Linked DNA regions of Homo sapiens: region 2 is linked to region 1. The links are chromatin contacts, found by POLR2A ChIA-PET in ENCODE. All regions are on one chromosome and are shown on one strand. Each heading gives the region's core, a stretch centred on a gene start or an enhancer-like site at or near the end of the contact. The rest is flanking DNA. Distances are from core to core; before and after follow the strand shown.

What was found. ChIA-PET counts read pairs that join two places held with the same protein, here RNA polymerase II (POLR2A).
Region 2: POLR2A ChIA-PET joins it to region 1 with 31 read pairs in activated T-cell. The contact joins two enhancer-like sites. POLR2A ChIA-PET finds 5 or more read pairs at or near these places in 3 of 52 experiments (GM12878, OCI-LY7 and activated T-cell).

Annotation. Positions count from the first base shown.
Region 1 is chr12:11,808,138-11,816,099 of GRCh38, forward strand. All of the region lies in intron 2 of ETV6 (ETS variant transcription factor 6), which reads left to right. Among named protein-coding and RNA genes, the nearest start is that of ETV6, 160 kb to the left of the region's middle. RefSeq lists an enhancer at 4,209-4,871 and silencers at 4,738-5,032, 6,258-6,552. Within about 2 kb of position 4,679, at least 29 of the 41 ENCODE cell types and tissues checked have a DNase peak (open chromatin) inside an H3K27ac peak, as active enhancers do.
Region 2 is chr12:12,498,259-12,506,220 of GRCh38, forward strand. It overlaps DUSP16 (dual specificity phosphatase 16), which reads right to left. Exons shown (of 7, transcript NM_030640.3): 4 at 2,261-2,424. Among named protein-coding and RNA genes, the nearest start is that of DUSP16, 61 kb to the right of the region's middle. Within about 2 kb of position 5,258, at least 2 of the 41 ENCODE cell types and tissues checked have a DNase peak (open chromatin) inside an H3K27ac peak, as active enhancers do.

The sequences.
Region 1 (7,962 bases), core at 3,429-5,928:
ATTTGATAACAAGGATGGCATACGTAGTTCATTCCAAAACCTCAACTGTGTGACAGACGCAAGGGCAGTAGAATTGAGCCCCATAAGCTGTTGTTGTCATGTGAGTAACTCCAGCCTTCATGTGAATTTCATATTTTTCTTTACAATTCTAGCCACCTCCACCAATCTACCATCCATTTCCCCCATGGGATACAATAAAAAGAAAAAAGTACCTGACAAGGTATACAGTCTGCCCTTCATATCCGTGAGTTGCACATCCGTGATTCCATCCAGCCACAGATAGAAAATATTCAGAAAAACAAAAAACAAAAAAAAAAAACCCACAAATGCAACAATAAAAAAATACAGACTTTCAGAATAGCATATAACAACTATTTAGATAGCATTTACATTGTATTCGTTACAAGTAATCTAGAGATGATTTAAAATATACAGGAGGATGCACATAGGTTATATGCAAATATACACCATTTTATATAAGGGATTTGAGCATCCTTGGATTTTGGTATCTGGGCGGGGGGTCCTGGAGCCAATCCCTTGTGTATGCAGAGGAATGACTGTACTGGAAAGCAAAGTAAAGCTACACCAAAGAGGGTAATAGCAGGCTATAAAGTACTGAGAGAAACTAAGAGAAGAAAGTGAGGTACCTCTGACAAAGGAGTGCTTGGAAGAGAAAGGATGAATAGAAAAATGGGATTTCAGGGAATTCATTGATGACAGGATGACCTACTTAAAAATGACAAGGGCCATGTGTGGTGGCTCACACCTGTAATCCCAGCACTTTGGGAGGCCAAGGTGGGCAGATCACTTGAGGTCAGGAGTTGGAGACGAGCCTGGCCAACACGGCAAAACCCTATCTCTACAAAAAAATACAAAAATTAGCTGGGTGTGATGGCACGCGCCTGTAGTCCCAGCTTCTTGGGAGGCATGAGGTGGGAGAATGACCTGCGCTCAGGAGGTTAAGGCTGTGGTGAGCCGTGATCGTGCCACTGCACTCCAGCCTGGGTGACACAGGGAGACCCTGTGTCAAAAAAAAAAAAGATAGGAAGTGAGCAAAAGAGAGGTCATAGATAATGGCATGATGAAACAGAGGAAAAAAAGGATAAGAAGGAGGAAGAAAAAATGTACAATAAAACGAGAAGGAAGGATGCAAAATGAATATAGGAAAAACAAGAGAACTGAAGACAAGAGGAAAAAAGGAGATGGTAGAAGGGAGGAATGAAAGTAAGTAAAATAGGAATGAAGTTCAAGATCTATTTAGCCATAGCTAAAGGAACGTATTATCAGCTATTGATTTCCTCTTCTAATAAAGAGGAGAATGATATGGATAGTCCAGAATAATGGATCATTTGCAAAACATTAATGTGTCTTGACTTAAGGTACATGTTTATAATTACCTCGAACTGTATATTTGTCTTCTTCCATGTGTGGTTTTAAATTATTTTACCAAAATGGGGAAGCCAGGAGATACATACTTGATTCAGTAAAACCAGCTTTTTATTCGTAGTTTACTTCCTGCTGCATCCTTTTTTCGGCTGAGAGGGATCAATGTCTGCAGGTGTCCCTTAATCCATAATTAAACCATATGCACATCTACCCTCCCAGTTTCCCTGCCCACCATAAAACCTTCATCTTGGCTATTGCTTGGAAAATGGGGAGGGAATAGAGCTTCTGCTTTTTTTTTTTTTTTTTTTTTTTTTTGGAGAGAGTCTTGCTGTGTCACCCAGGCTGGAGTGCAGTGGCGTGATCTCAGCTCACTGCAACTTCCGCCTCCCAGATTCAAGCAATTCTCCTGCCTCAGCCTCCTGAGTAGCTGGGACTACAGGCACGCACCACAACGCCCAGCTAATTTTTTGTATTTTTAGGAGAGACAGGGTTTCACCATGTTAGCTAGGATGGTCTCAGTCTCCTGACCTCGTGATCCGCCCACTTCAACCTCCCAAAGTGCTGGGATTACAGGCGTGAGCCACCGCACCTGGCTGGAATGGAGCATTTTACTTGAGACCTCTGTGAGCTGGTCCTGAGTATGAGTAGTGAATTCCAACCCACTTTTCTCCTAATCCCTGTCGTGTCCTAGAGTGAGAATATACAGAGGGGTTGGAAGTGGGTTTATGTTCATGGGCTTTCTAGATGGACTTTCAAGTCCAAGTAGAAGTCCAACTTGAGAGCTCGTGTAGAAAGCCCTTGAATGTAAACCCGTGAAGAAAAGCACTTCCTTATTTCAGAAAGAGCACAAAAGACCAGCAATCCAAAGGCATTTCGAAGACCTTGAAAGAGCTGGGAGTGGCTTAGGTATGGAGGGTGCATGTGTGAGTACAAATGGCCCCTCAGCTCAGAACCAAGCATCTGTGTGCCATGATCCATGGTTCCTAAATATCATGGAGGGCAAAAAGTATAAATGTGAATTAATGCAAGAGAAACCACACTGAAATAAAAAATACCTGTGGTCTCTTGAGATTCAAGTTGGCAAAATCCAATCTAAAAGATGTCTGACTATCACAATTAGTGAAGTCCACAGGTCAGATTTTCCTCTCTGTTCCTGATTAGGATTAACCTGGAAAGGTGGATTGGGTCCATCTTTAATAATAACTACACCTTCTGAAAGATTTGAAACTATTATTATCTCTTTGTTTGCTGCTGCTTTCATAGATTTATGGTAGGACTTGGGGTTAGATGGATGATCCAGGTCACCTATTCCAGCCTCACACTCTGCCTCTATTCCAAATATGACATCACTGAGCGATGGCCACCCACCTTCCCTTGGATACCTCTAACAATGGGAATCTCACTGTTTCACAGGCAGCTCTTTTTTTTTTAAACACCTCCAATTCCAATTTTTAAACACCTCCAATGTCCAGAAAGTTCTTTAAACTCTTAAATACATGACATTTATTAAAACAAAGCCTCAAACCACTTTCAGAGTGGTGGTACAGCAAATAATTGATTCTTTTCAGGGTTTTTCCCCCCTGTGTTTTTTGTCTTCTCTAACTCAAATCATTGCCCGGATATTGCTTATAACAGGAGCTCAGCCTCAACCAGTCTTTCTGCTTTTACCACATGCTCTAGTGGAATCTAGATTACCGGACTCATTTCGAATCTAACTAAAAATGAGAAATGCTCTGTTTATATAAAGCTTGGCAATCAATAGGAAAAGGAAAGGCTGTTTAGCAAAGGCCAGTGATAATTCCAAGAAGCAGTGTCTTTTGGAATATGCTATGGTGACCTGGCCACTGCAGCTATCTGCTTATCTGTCTGGTTTCAGATTTCCAGAAAGGACTCGCTGCCTTCGAAACACTTCCCAGCCCTTCCTTGGGTGCCTGGATTTCTACCATTAGCAGTTTACTCCTTGAGCATGGATTTTTGCAGAAAGACATGTAGACCAGGGAGATGGCTCATTAAGCTCTTGGTGGTCATTTCACCAGAGCATTTAGCATTTTTAAATCCCTTCCTGGATGCTTGTTTTAGTGATGATGGTGGTGGTGAGATGAAGCAGGGATGTGTAGATCATGAAGGGATGGGAAAGGGGATGATTTGGTTGGAACGAAGCAAAATAACATTTCTGAGTGCCTGCTAAGGTCCAGCACTTTTCACACGTAAAATTTTCACAACAATCCCTGTGAGTTGGGATCCAGTTTCTACAGATGAGGAAATGAAGACAGGAGACTAGATGACCTGACCAGGTCCTAGGCCAGTCAGGAACAGAGCTGGGATTTAAACCAGAGCTGCCTGGTCCAAAACCTGTGCTGGTCCTGCTATTTTATGACACCTAGAAGGGAAAAGGGCAGAGAACTGGAAAGCTGAGATGGAATCACCTACTTAAGAATTTTGCAGAAGGCTAACCCTGTCTAAAAGCATCGCTTTGCAATCAGACACATGTGGCAGTAAAAATGTCCCAATGCTAACTCATTTTAAGCCTTGGTTTTAGTCTACCTAAAATTTATAGAACACTGTAAAATATGCTACATGTAATAAGATATTTATTAGGAGTCTTCTTGCACTTGTTCAGAATGCTTTTTATTATGTTTCTGCTCATTATTGTAGATATTCTCCCATTTTGGAGAAATTGACCGCGTGCACACTCTTCACTGGAGTTTTGCACAAATCTTACCAGAAAACTGGTGAAGATCAGTCCTGAGGCCCCTTCCGCCTCTAATTCCTTGCAGTATTTTGGCTGTACTATGTGCTGTTACACTAGATCACAATAAGCAGCTGCCAGTTTCCTCACAGGTTCCCTTGGGGAAGGATATGGGAATAATTCTTAGGAACCCCCCACAAATTATAGCAACCAATGCAGTAAAACCCCTTTAGCTCACTCCTCCCCCTGTGCTCACTCACATACTCAAATATATTTAGTGCTTTCCTTCCTCTCACTCCGACACTTTTGGGAGAGCCCTGGGGGTGGTTGAGTACCTTGTCCTTGGGTGGATTTTCTTGTTTTCTGAGACTGGCTGCCATCAGACTTCGGGAGAGGATCTTACCAGAGGCGGGTCTCTTCTTCCCCCGCCACCGCCCTCAGTATTCTTTCACAGCCACCACAAAGCCACGCTTTCTCTGCTAAGTACACATTCCTAGGACTGTAACAAAAGGCTTCTGTGAGTTTGAAAGCTGCAGGGGAGGCTCCTGCGTGAAGGCCTAAGATTTAAAGGGTTTCATTTCTCCTGTGCTGGGGACTGTATTGAGTGCAGTTTGAAATCTGCTTCACCACCACAAGGGGAAATAGAAATCAGCCCTAAAGCTGCATGGAGACCCCGGCTGGTCTTTATCCTCATAGCTTAGTGATTTCCTGCCACCCAAGAGGCAGTGAGGGGCTCCCTGACATTCCGGAGGCCCCAGGAACCCTGGCTGCGGTGACCCGGTGCTGGGGAGGGAGTGCATGGGGTAGGCTCCTGGTTGTGAGCCTTCAGTTCGCCGGGATGTCTATGCTGTGCTGTGTGGCTACTTAGCCAAGGCTGTGCATGCCAGCCGGAGCCAACAGCTTCAGCAAACCTGCCCTCCGGGGAGAGTGGATTTCATTGTTTTCAAAGAGATACAGGAAATCAGAATTTTCCATCCTTCCATGGAGAGACTTGGATTGGACTGAGAAGAGAACCAGCATTAAAAAGGAAGTCTCCTTCCCTTTCTTCCCTGCCCCTCCTCACCCCAGCCCCAGCCCACCCGCCAGGGGCACACCCTCCCTCTGCCGGCCTTTGGGTGGAAACCTTCCTGCCTGCAGCACAGGCAGTGTGAACTGCGGGGCTGTCTGAGCAACCCAGCTCTTGCCTTTTCAGTAGCAGAGGTAATGTGGCCACGACTCAGAATTATGGGACCCCAGATGCTGAGGAAGTAAACTGACTTCTTTTCAGCTCACAGCAGACGCATAGACAACAGAGTAGATTTCATGTTCTAATGAAACAGTGTAGAAACTCTGTCCTTGGTGGCTCAGTACTGTGTGGTATGAGCCTCTGCCTCCCTCCCTCCCTCCCTCTTTCCTTCTCTTTTCCTCCCCCACCCCTTCACGGCCTGCCCTTTCCTGATTCTTCAGAACTGACAACTATAAATCCAGCCCAAATTCCTTTAAACAAAGGGTCACCAAGAGCACGACCTTGAAAAGACTTCTTGTGATATGCACTTGCAGAGTTGCATATTGTTCCTTGGATTTAGGACAGGCCAAAGAAATCTTCCACTTTATTTAAGAAGAGCCTGTGTGGTTCGAGGCCAGGGCCGTGGACATAGGATTAACCACAATAATAATACAATGAAGTACACATGCAAAATGAAAACTTAATAATGAAGAACTACTGATTTTTTCCAGGGAGTATCAAGCACTTCCTTGTAAATTCTTACAAGGCATGAATTATTTCCTAGAAATGATTTAGGCTCTTTTGGAAAAGTGCATTGATTCTTTTAACATCATAATTCCAGTTACGGTAAAACCTCCATTATCTGATTTTCTGTGAATTGCAAAGCTATTATTAACTGGTACATTTTATATTTTACCAGTACAGTGACAGCTGATATTTATAATGGTGACCCCAAAGTTCTGTAAAATGCCGAATTACCCACTCAGGAATCAAAGAAAGATTAAATTGTGTTAAATAGAGTTTTTCATGTTAAGTGTCTTATTTTATTCAGATCTTGTTTTAGAAAGTCCAAGTGTACATCCACCATAATTTTCGAGGGCAGTACCAACTTAAAATGTTTTATCTTTTCTTGGCTTTGTAAACAAAACCTTGTAAAAAAAAATTTTTTTTTTCAATACTTTGGGTTCAAACTACAGATCATTCGATCTCAAACCTGACAGGTAAACAAATTTTTTTTTCAGAGTAAGTATTGCAGACATGAAAGATCATAAATGTGTTCACCAAAGTGAGTGTGAGACAGATCACCCCAAACACTCTCCACTATTTCTCTATGATCTTAGCCCAGCTGTGTGTGTTGTGAGTCATGCCTGGGTCTGACACCAGCATTCAGAGGCTGGCATAGCTTAGCATCCACATCATAAAGGGCTCAGATCGATGGCTCTCCTTGTCAAGCTCTGCAGCCCTCTCTCAGGCTTTGTGAGATGTGGTTTGCATCATTTTCCTTTAAGGAAATGTTATGCAGAAACATAAATGCAGTATACAACGAGGAGGCTTTCACCAAGAAATTAAAAGGGTACAGATGTCTAGGAATGCAGGGGTTAAGACAAAAATGTACTGCAGGGAAAGAAATGTGAGCAGAATGCCCCTCTTTTCGCCTGCTTCTGCCTTGCATCCAGCCCTTCCCGGGGAGTGTGATGTGAACTGCCATCCAAGGTGGCTGTGGTACAGGGGCAGGGTCTGGGGGCTGCTTCTGCAGCTTCAGCGCAGAAAACCCAGAGCTCAGTCCCAGCAAAAGCCTAAAGGAGAAGGAAACAGAGGCCCTAACACAACAGAAAATGATGCACCCCACTTTCCTGTGGTTCATCAGTTCACATACTTCCCAGGAGAAGTCAAATCACGCCCCAGAATAGGATACCTACTTAGGACTTAGTGATGTTTTATAGTCATGTCGAAGAACCTTCACATCCATGGCCTCATTTGATCTCACAGCAAGATGGGCATGATTAAAAAAAAGAAGTTACTCCCACTTTCCAGATGAGAAAACAAATTCAAAGACAGTGAGTGCCTTAGCTGAGTCCTATCCAAGCAAGGCAGGGGGCAAAGCCAGGACTAAAACACAAGGTTCTAATTCCTTCTCCATGATTTCCTGATGCCCATCATACCCTAATAGAATAGGATCACCCTGCAAGGCAACTGGTCCACATGGAGAGTCCTCTTGGAGGACACCGACCCGTGGTGCCACCTCTGATTTGCAAGTTGGTGCATTAGACAAGCCCTGGAATGACAGCCAGAAGATCTCTATTCTGATCCTGGCCCTCCGTCTACTTGGGCCACTTTGATCAAGCCATTTAGCCCCGTTCCCTTCAGGTGGCTCAGCTGGAAGTAAGAATGATAATGCCCATGCAGCTGACTCACCTGGTGACTGTGAAGGCCAAATGAGATGATGTGTTTGAGAGCACTTTGCAAACTGTGGAGTATTGCCAGCCATTTCTCCTAATTTGGCTCAGGGCAGAAAGACATCCAGGTGAAGAGCTTGATGTGTGTGATGACTTAGGCTTGGGGATATTTGTGAACAGGACACAACAAATAAATTCGTTTGACGGGCAGAGGGACAGTATGCTGGGTATAGTAGAAACTCTTGGAACCTGCAGTTATTGAAGGGTTTAAAACTCAAAAATGATACAGAAGGCAGTTCTATTACAGTTTCTGCTTTTTTGCTGTTCAACACCTCTGAAGATGGTGCGTTTAATCCTTCCTGGGATGGCAGGTTATAGATGACTTCATGCTGAAAGTGACCCGTAAGGAATATCCGTATATTTTGAAGTGTATGTGGTTCACCAGGCAGAAAACAGTCTGCCAAGTCTCTCATCCCAGGCAGAAGGGGTGGCACATGCGAAGGCCA
Region 2 (7,962 bases), core at 4,008-6,507, 690 kb after region 1:
TAACATTTTTGGAATACTGATTTCCTCACTTATCAAATGCTGGTGGCTGACTAAATGATCTCTGAAATCTCCTTCAACGCTAAGGTTTTTGTCAACAACGAACCTAGAGGTCAAACATGCATTTCTTTATTTTATTTTTTATTATTTATTTATTTATTTATTTATTTATTTTTTGAGATAGGGCTTTGCTCTGTCACCCAGGCTAGAGTACACTGGCACAATCTGGGCTCAGTGCAGCCTCTGCCTCCCAAGCTCAAGCAATCCTCCCACCTCAGCCTCCCAAGTAGCTGGAACTACAGGCTAGGGCCACAAAGCCCGGCTAATTTTTGTAATTTTTGTAGAGACGGGGTTTTGCCACGTTGTCCTGGCTGTTCTCAAACTCCTGAGCTCAAATGATCTGCCCACCTGACCCTTCCAAGGTGCTAGGATTCCAAAGTGTGTGAGCCACAAATATAAATTTATATTCACTGCTTTCAAAGCTATCCAGCTTAATAGTTTATTCTTATTTCTCACCATCCTTGCAGAATAAAAATAAAAGTCTATACATCTATTTTAGGGGTGCTTCCTGACAAGCCTTCTATAATAACTCCTTGCCCAAGGTGTTGTCCTATAAACTTCCACAAACCCATTCTCCCCACTGCAAATATTTCCTCTCGATACATCTACCTATGTATCCTGCTTAGTGCTGTATATGTTTAGAAGCCAGAGTTAAAAAAAGAAAACTACTATTTTTCCCATCCTCAACTCCAAATTCTGGTTTAACTGCTGTCACCTTTTTTAACCAACATATTTATTAAATCTGAAAAAGGTATACAGCAAAATGAATGTGTCATTTAACTGAGTGTCAAAAGTAACAAAAACTATCTGTAACACAATTACTTGTGGAATGACCTGCTGATGGCTGGTTAAGGTTTACCAGGATTAAACAGGATTCTTAACTAGGAATTTTATTTTATTTTCTGATCTGAAGATTAAATAAACCAGCTCCAGCTTTGCCCTAGGAATGCATGGGACTTTAAGAAATTAATTTTGCTTTCTGTAACATAGCCTGCTTATCTCTAAAAAGAATTAATAATAACTGCACACTCAAAGGCATTGTGACCCCACCAGAAAGGCTCGGTACAAGCATAAGCTATTAAATCTCAAATCGGCAGATCTCACAGTAAAAGCAGACATATTAACAACACAGTGTTGAGGCAAAATTTTGAAAAGGCAGGAGTTTTAAACATACACACACTCACAAAAGAATGCCTTATTGCTACCCAATGACCCGATGATCGGGTATTTTTCTTCCTCCTAGAAAGCCTTGCCTTCCAGGTGCTAAAGAAAGCCAGTCTGGAAGCTTATTTTTACAATCAGCCCAATTCTTCTAGTTACTCAAGGAGAACGTGTTAAGGGGTTCTTCCCTTTGCATAGGAAAATAGCACTTGTAAATCACCAATAGTTGAATTAAGATCTCTGACTGCTTTTTCAATTTGTGGTGATGTAAATTAAGAGATTTTAGAGAAAAATCACTTTTCCACGCAGTAAGAGCACTATTTTGCAGCATTACTAATTAAGAGCATACAAGCTGTGGAGTCAGATTATAGTTCTATTGCTGTTCTGCTTGTACCATCATATACAAAGGCCTCACTCAATCCAATGTGTTCCTCCATTAGGGCACGCTTTGTCCAGTAGGGCCCGTGTCTTTTTCATCAATAATCCATGCTCTTCCCTCTTCCTTCTCAACCAAACTCCTCCAAAGAGCTTTAACCCAGGGAGGCTGGCAGTGCATAGTTTCAGCCTTTGTCCTCACCATCTTTTTAACACCTTTCCCCACCCCCAGCCAGCAGTCATCATGAGGACCTTCCTCAATCCAAGCCCAACCTGCATCCCTTTCTAGTATGTTGCAATAAATAAATATATTTCTAAATGTGTGATAATCCAGGAACTAACAGCCTGAGAGTGCCCAATTATAATAGATCAATTAATACCCTAAGAATATAAGGCTAAACTTCTGAAAAATCCTGTCCTATTTCAGTTCTCTTGGACCTATTAAGAACAAGTAGACATGACAATAATTTAGGTTTCCTGCAGTAAAAAGTAACATCAAACAAATTAACACTCCAAGAGATGACGCAACTGTTACCTGGGGAGCACACTGAGAATGGCATAGCAGCTCCTGAGATTGGGGTGTGTTTCAAATGACATAATGGGTAACTGCTGTTTCTCCAGCTAACAATATAAACCCAGCAATGAAGGATATTTTCAAAGCACCCACCTTGTTGAGGACATCTCGCTGGCAGCCAAGATAAAGATTGGGAAGAATTCGGGTTGGCCCAATGTTGGCAACAGGTAAGCAAGGCTGAGAAATGCAGGTAGGGACTAGAGTGGATTTTCCTTCACAGAGGCCAGGGAAACAACGAGAGAACTCAGCAAACCCACCTAAGAATAAACATTATAAAATTATAAAAAATTATGCCACGCACAAAATAAAAACCAGCTTTCTGTGAACTGCTCAAACAGTTTAAACCCACGAATCCAAGTGGATATCACTGCACACCTATTCCTGGCTACAGCTGCTGATGCTAAGACTGAAGCATAATCCAGCACTAGGCCTGGCCTATAACGCTACCATGGGGATAGGCAAGTCCTGAAGGCACTTATAATGAATGACTCCTCTCTCTCAGATATTCTCTTCATCTTCACATACCCTACAACATTTGCTCCCCACTCCCCATGCAAATGTTTTTTTTTGTAAAACATAAAGAGGATTTAAAGTTAGTAGCAAGTAACCAAGCCAATAATTCACAGAAGCAGAATGGGGATGTAAGAAATGAAAACTGAGGCTGAATGCAACTTCTTCAAAATAAAATTGATCGAGTCAAAAATTCTTTCTACAACTAACTTTAAATCTTCTTACCATACAAATTTTTTACTGCAAAGGTATCACAAACATACTCCCACCTACGAATATTCTATCAAGTTCTGGGGATTCCCTGGGCAGTTAGTCAAGGTCTCCATAATTACCACTGATGTCTGGAGAGCTCCCGTTCATCTCAGCAAGCACTATAAAGAAGTGCTGACAGACTAATTGCTTAGGGTGCAGGAAGGCTTTGTGGCAAGATTACTGAACTCAGAATTAGAAGAATTCAGTTTTTTCTAGTCCTGTCCTTACAATGATCTGCTCTATGACCTTCACTAAGTCACAGTCTTGCCACCACTCAATGGAGTGAAATCTATGTAGCCAAAGGAGGTGCTTTCACTCCCTCCGGGAAAAGAAAAAATGAGTAAGGTTATTTGCTTTCCAATCTAAATATTCCTTGCTGTCCAAACCCAAACACCAAACAGATTCTGATAAATTTTCAGATATACGCCTTGCTATTCAAACCCTCGCTATTCACTAAGTCCGAATCAAGGAGATTTGGATGACGGGATCCTCGTATATTTTTAACATTAAATTTAAAAACAAGGCAGGGCTCGGTGGCTCACGCCTGTAATCCCCGCACTTTGGGAGGCCGAGGCAGGCGGATTGCCTGAGGTCAGGGGTTCGAGACCAGCCTGGCTAACATGGTGAAACCGTCTCTACTAAAAATACAAAAATTAGCCAGGCATGGTGGTGGGTGCCTGTAATCCCAGCTACTCAGGAGGCTGAGGCAGGAGAATCGCTTGAACCTAGAAGGCGGAGGTTGCAGTGAGCCGAGATTGCGCCACTGCACTCCAGCCTGGGCAACAGAGCAACACTCCGTCTCAAAAACAAAAATAAAAATAAAAAAACAACAAATAACATGTTAAGTCTTATTAGAAGATAGTACCTTTTTAACTGAGCCTTGAACAAGATCCTGAAATCTGACTCAAGTATTTATCTTCATCTCTTTGAGTTATATTGTATTAGACTTTCTCCCACTTCAAGAAACACACAAAATATGCCCTTGAAAACTGCTAGAAGTGCAGGAAGTTGAGAGGGAATCATCTTTCATTATGCCCTGTATTATGTTTAATTCAAGCATAATTCAGCCAGACGCCTGTCTCTACTGTCTAGGCTCAGTGCAGGGTCCTCAATGCAACAAGTTAGAATGGTAGGCAGTTGACAACTATGCCACCTGCAGAATGTAAAAAGAGTGGCCTGGCCTCCAACCTGACCAAGTGTCTTTCTATATATTTTTTAACACAGAAGCAGTTAAAGCTCTTCCACTTACTGAAGTTCTTAAGGTAATCTGATAGGCAGAATACATGGATCCATTATAGAAATCACAAATTCCTTTGTGTCACAGGCCCTCAGGATACCTGCACCTTACAGTTTCATGGTTTCATTTTTTTTTTTTTTTTTTGAGACGAAGTTTTGCTCTTGTTGCCCAGGCTAGAGTGCGATGGCATGATCTCAGCTCACTGCAATCTCCGCCTCCCGAGTTCAAGAGATTCTCCTGCCTCAGCTTCCTGAGTAGCTGGGACTACAGGTATGCACCACCACCCTCGGCTAATTTTGTATTTTTAGTAGAGACGGGGTTTCTCCATGTTGGTCAGGCTGATCTGGAACTCCTGACCTCAGGTGATCCACCTGCCTTGGCCTCCAGTTTCATTTCTTACCGTTTCCAATGATGACCTCCAGCCACATAAAACTCATTGTTATTTCACATTTCCATGCCGTTCTCTTGTCCAAGAATACCACCCTCACACCGCCCCATGCATGCACACGTAGAAGCCACGGTACATACAGCATACACATGTGGGCAAGCCCCATGATCATACAGCAGAGGAAGTAAGAACACAAGCCCTTGTACCTGAGTTCCTGTCCTGGCTTTACCACTTTCTAGTTGTCTGATTTGTCAAGTTACTTAAGCCCCTCCTACTCTAATTTCCTCATCTATAAAATGAGGATAATGATCACACCTATCTCACAGAGTTGTTGAGATAATTAGTTAGTATATCAAAAGTATTTTGTGCCTGGCGTATAGTAAAGCACTCAGGAGGTATCACTGGTTATTGCTTTTTTTTTTTTTTTTTTTGAGACAGAGTCTCACTCTGTCGCCCAGGCTAGAGTGCAGTGGCGCGATCTTGGCTCACTGCAACCTCCGCTTCCCGGGTTCAAGCGATTCTCCTGCCTCAGCCTCCCGAGTAGCTGGGACTACAGGCGCATGCCACCACATTTGGCTAATTTTTTATTTTTAGTAGAGACAGGGTTTCATCAAGTTGGCCAGGCTGGTCATGAACTCCTGACCTCAGGTGATCTGCCCACCTCGGCCTCCCCGTTTTTTTGTTACGGTGATCAAACATTCAGTATCTAGCGCCATCTGTGGGGCCTTCCTCCACCTTTGAGCTGCGGCTGTTTAGCTACACCTCCTTAGTATTCATCTGAGACAAAAAGTGGAAAAAGGAATGCCTGTAAGGTTAACTTCCCAAAGTGTGCCCCAGAGCACTGGCGTCCTGCAAGAAGCTGACAGACAGGATAGCGGTCTAAAAAGTGAGAGAAATATTGTATATCCTAGCTCCCTGGCAGAGTCAGAGCACATGTTAACTTACTAAAGGTTCTAAAAAGTATTTTCAAAGAAACTGGTTTCATTTATTGAAGTCTAGTAAGTTTCCCCAAACTTATCTGACCATGGAATTCCCCCTAAAATATATTAATAGCTAGTAGAATTCACACTTACAAAATGCTACGCTAGGGTCAAAGCAACTACTGAAATGGAGTCAATCAGAACTCCTGTACTTACAAGTACAACCCACAGACAATCTCAAAAAAAGGGGGTCAGCCAATATTGGTATATAAGTGCCCACTGTTTAGAATTTATGCTTTTGTTTCTATTCGTGTTTTGTTCCTTTTCAGTCTCTCTAATTGAATAACACAGTCATTATTTAAGTGAGTTTTTTCCCCAAGGTAGTTCTTGTAACAATAAATGTTAAAGATTCTCATCATTCTTTGCTTTTCTTACACCTACCCAACCTAACAACTGTCAGGCACTATTTTAATTACAATTAAATTGTATGATGTTAAATTTTAATGTGGTGTCTATTAACATGTAGTTTTGGTGTTTCTCTTTTTTTTCTTAAAGACAGGGTCTCACTCTGTTGCCTAGGCTGGAGTGGCATGATCTCAGCTCACTGCAACCTCTGCCTCCCAGGCTCAAGTGATCCTCCCACCTCAGCTTCCCGAGTAGCCAGGGCTACAGGGGAACACCACCACGCCCAGCTAATTTTTGTATTTTTGTAGAGACAGGGTCCTTCCTATGTTGCCCAGGCTGGTCTCAAACTCCTAGGCACAAGTGATCTACCCACCTTGGCCTCCCACAGTGCTGGGTTTACAGGCATGAGCCACTGCGCCCTGCCAGTTCTGGTGTTTCTCTAAAGAACTGTCTTCATATATTTTTCAATTCTGGCTCTAAAACAGTTCCTGGAATGGTTGTCATTTAAATTCAACAAAACAGCTTGGGCAACATGGATAAACCCAATCTCTGTTAAAAAAAAAAAAAAAAAAAAAGAAAGAAAGAAAAAATTAGCCAGGCATGGTGGAGTATTCCTGTAGTTCCAGCTACTTGAGAGGCTGAGGTGGGAGGACTGTTTGAGCCCAGGAGGTTGATGATGCAGTGAGCTGTGATCGCACCACTGCACTCCAGCCTGGGTGACAAAGTGAGACCCTGTCTCAAAAAAATACATACATACATCCAACAAAACAATATTCCAATAAATGTTCTCAAAGAGAAAACAGAGAATCCAAGGAAACACCACTTGAATTTCATTTGAACCTTATAAATGATTATTTTTATAAATAATGTATGTAATCCTAGAATGTACTGAACACTTACTGCGTGACAAACATTGCTCTAAGCACTCTATAGGTATTTACACACTCTTACAGCTGCCCTATGAGATAGGTGTTACTACTAATCCCATTTATAGATAAGGCTCAGAATCACATAATATAGGCTCAGAATCACGTAATATAATAACCGGAAGAGCCAGGTTATAAGTCTACTTTTCTAAATCCTATGGAATTACTTTCAACTCTCCCTTGGATGCAGGGACAGCCTTGCTGATGATATTCATGGGGTCCTGGCCTCCCCAGCTGTGACCAGGCTAAAAAGGCCATGGTCCTCTCCCAAACTGATGGAAGAGCCTTGTTTCCCCAAAGCTATATCGCTCAAAGGCTTCAATGAGGGAGAAGGAAGAAGATCCGACAAGAACAGAGAAAGGAGAATCTCTTTAAAGGCAATTTCACATGACACCAATAACAAAGTTTACAGATGAACTGGTTGAAATGTAAATATGGTCACTGGTTTGTTCATGACCACCATTTACAAGTTGGTAGTAGACCTTGGCTGTCAGGTCACCCCCCACAGAACAACTTTCAGAGGAGATGCAATTCTGCAATAATCATAAACTGAGCCATCAGCCAGGCTGTTCGAGGTCCAGTTCTATCGTTAATTGGTACAGTGATCCTAGATCACTTTGATTTCAGTGGACCTCAAAAGTAAGTGTGGCTCTAGAAAGTTCTAAGACAGAGAACAGAAAGGAGAGAAAGAAACCATTGTTCAGCTTCAAAACAAAAGAGCCAAACAAAACAACACTACACTGTAAAACACATTATAAAACAAAAAGAAGCCTCTTTTTCACAAATCTTTCTCAACTGATATCTAGAACAAACTCAAACAAATATTTAAAAATATTTAACAGATTTAGCTGCAATCAGAACATTCATTTAGTGCTCAGTTTGGCTTGAAATGTCCCAGACTGGCTCCCAGTCACTTCCAGAAAACCCTACCTCAGCCAGAGCACATTTTCACTGATCTTTATCTATGACAATGTTCCACTCTGCTGACATCCTCCTTCATTGACAGTTTTTTCCATTCACTGACCTTTCATTCACTGCTGCACTCTAGTGACTCCAGTTTCGTTTCATTAATTAACAACAGATGAGACACTGCCTGATTTCCCTTGGACCTCTAAAAACTAACTGTGGCCTCACCAGCAACTCAGTTTTGAAACATG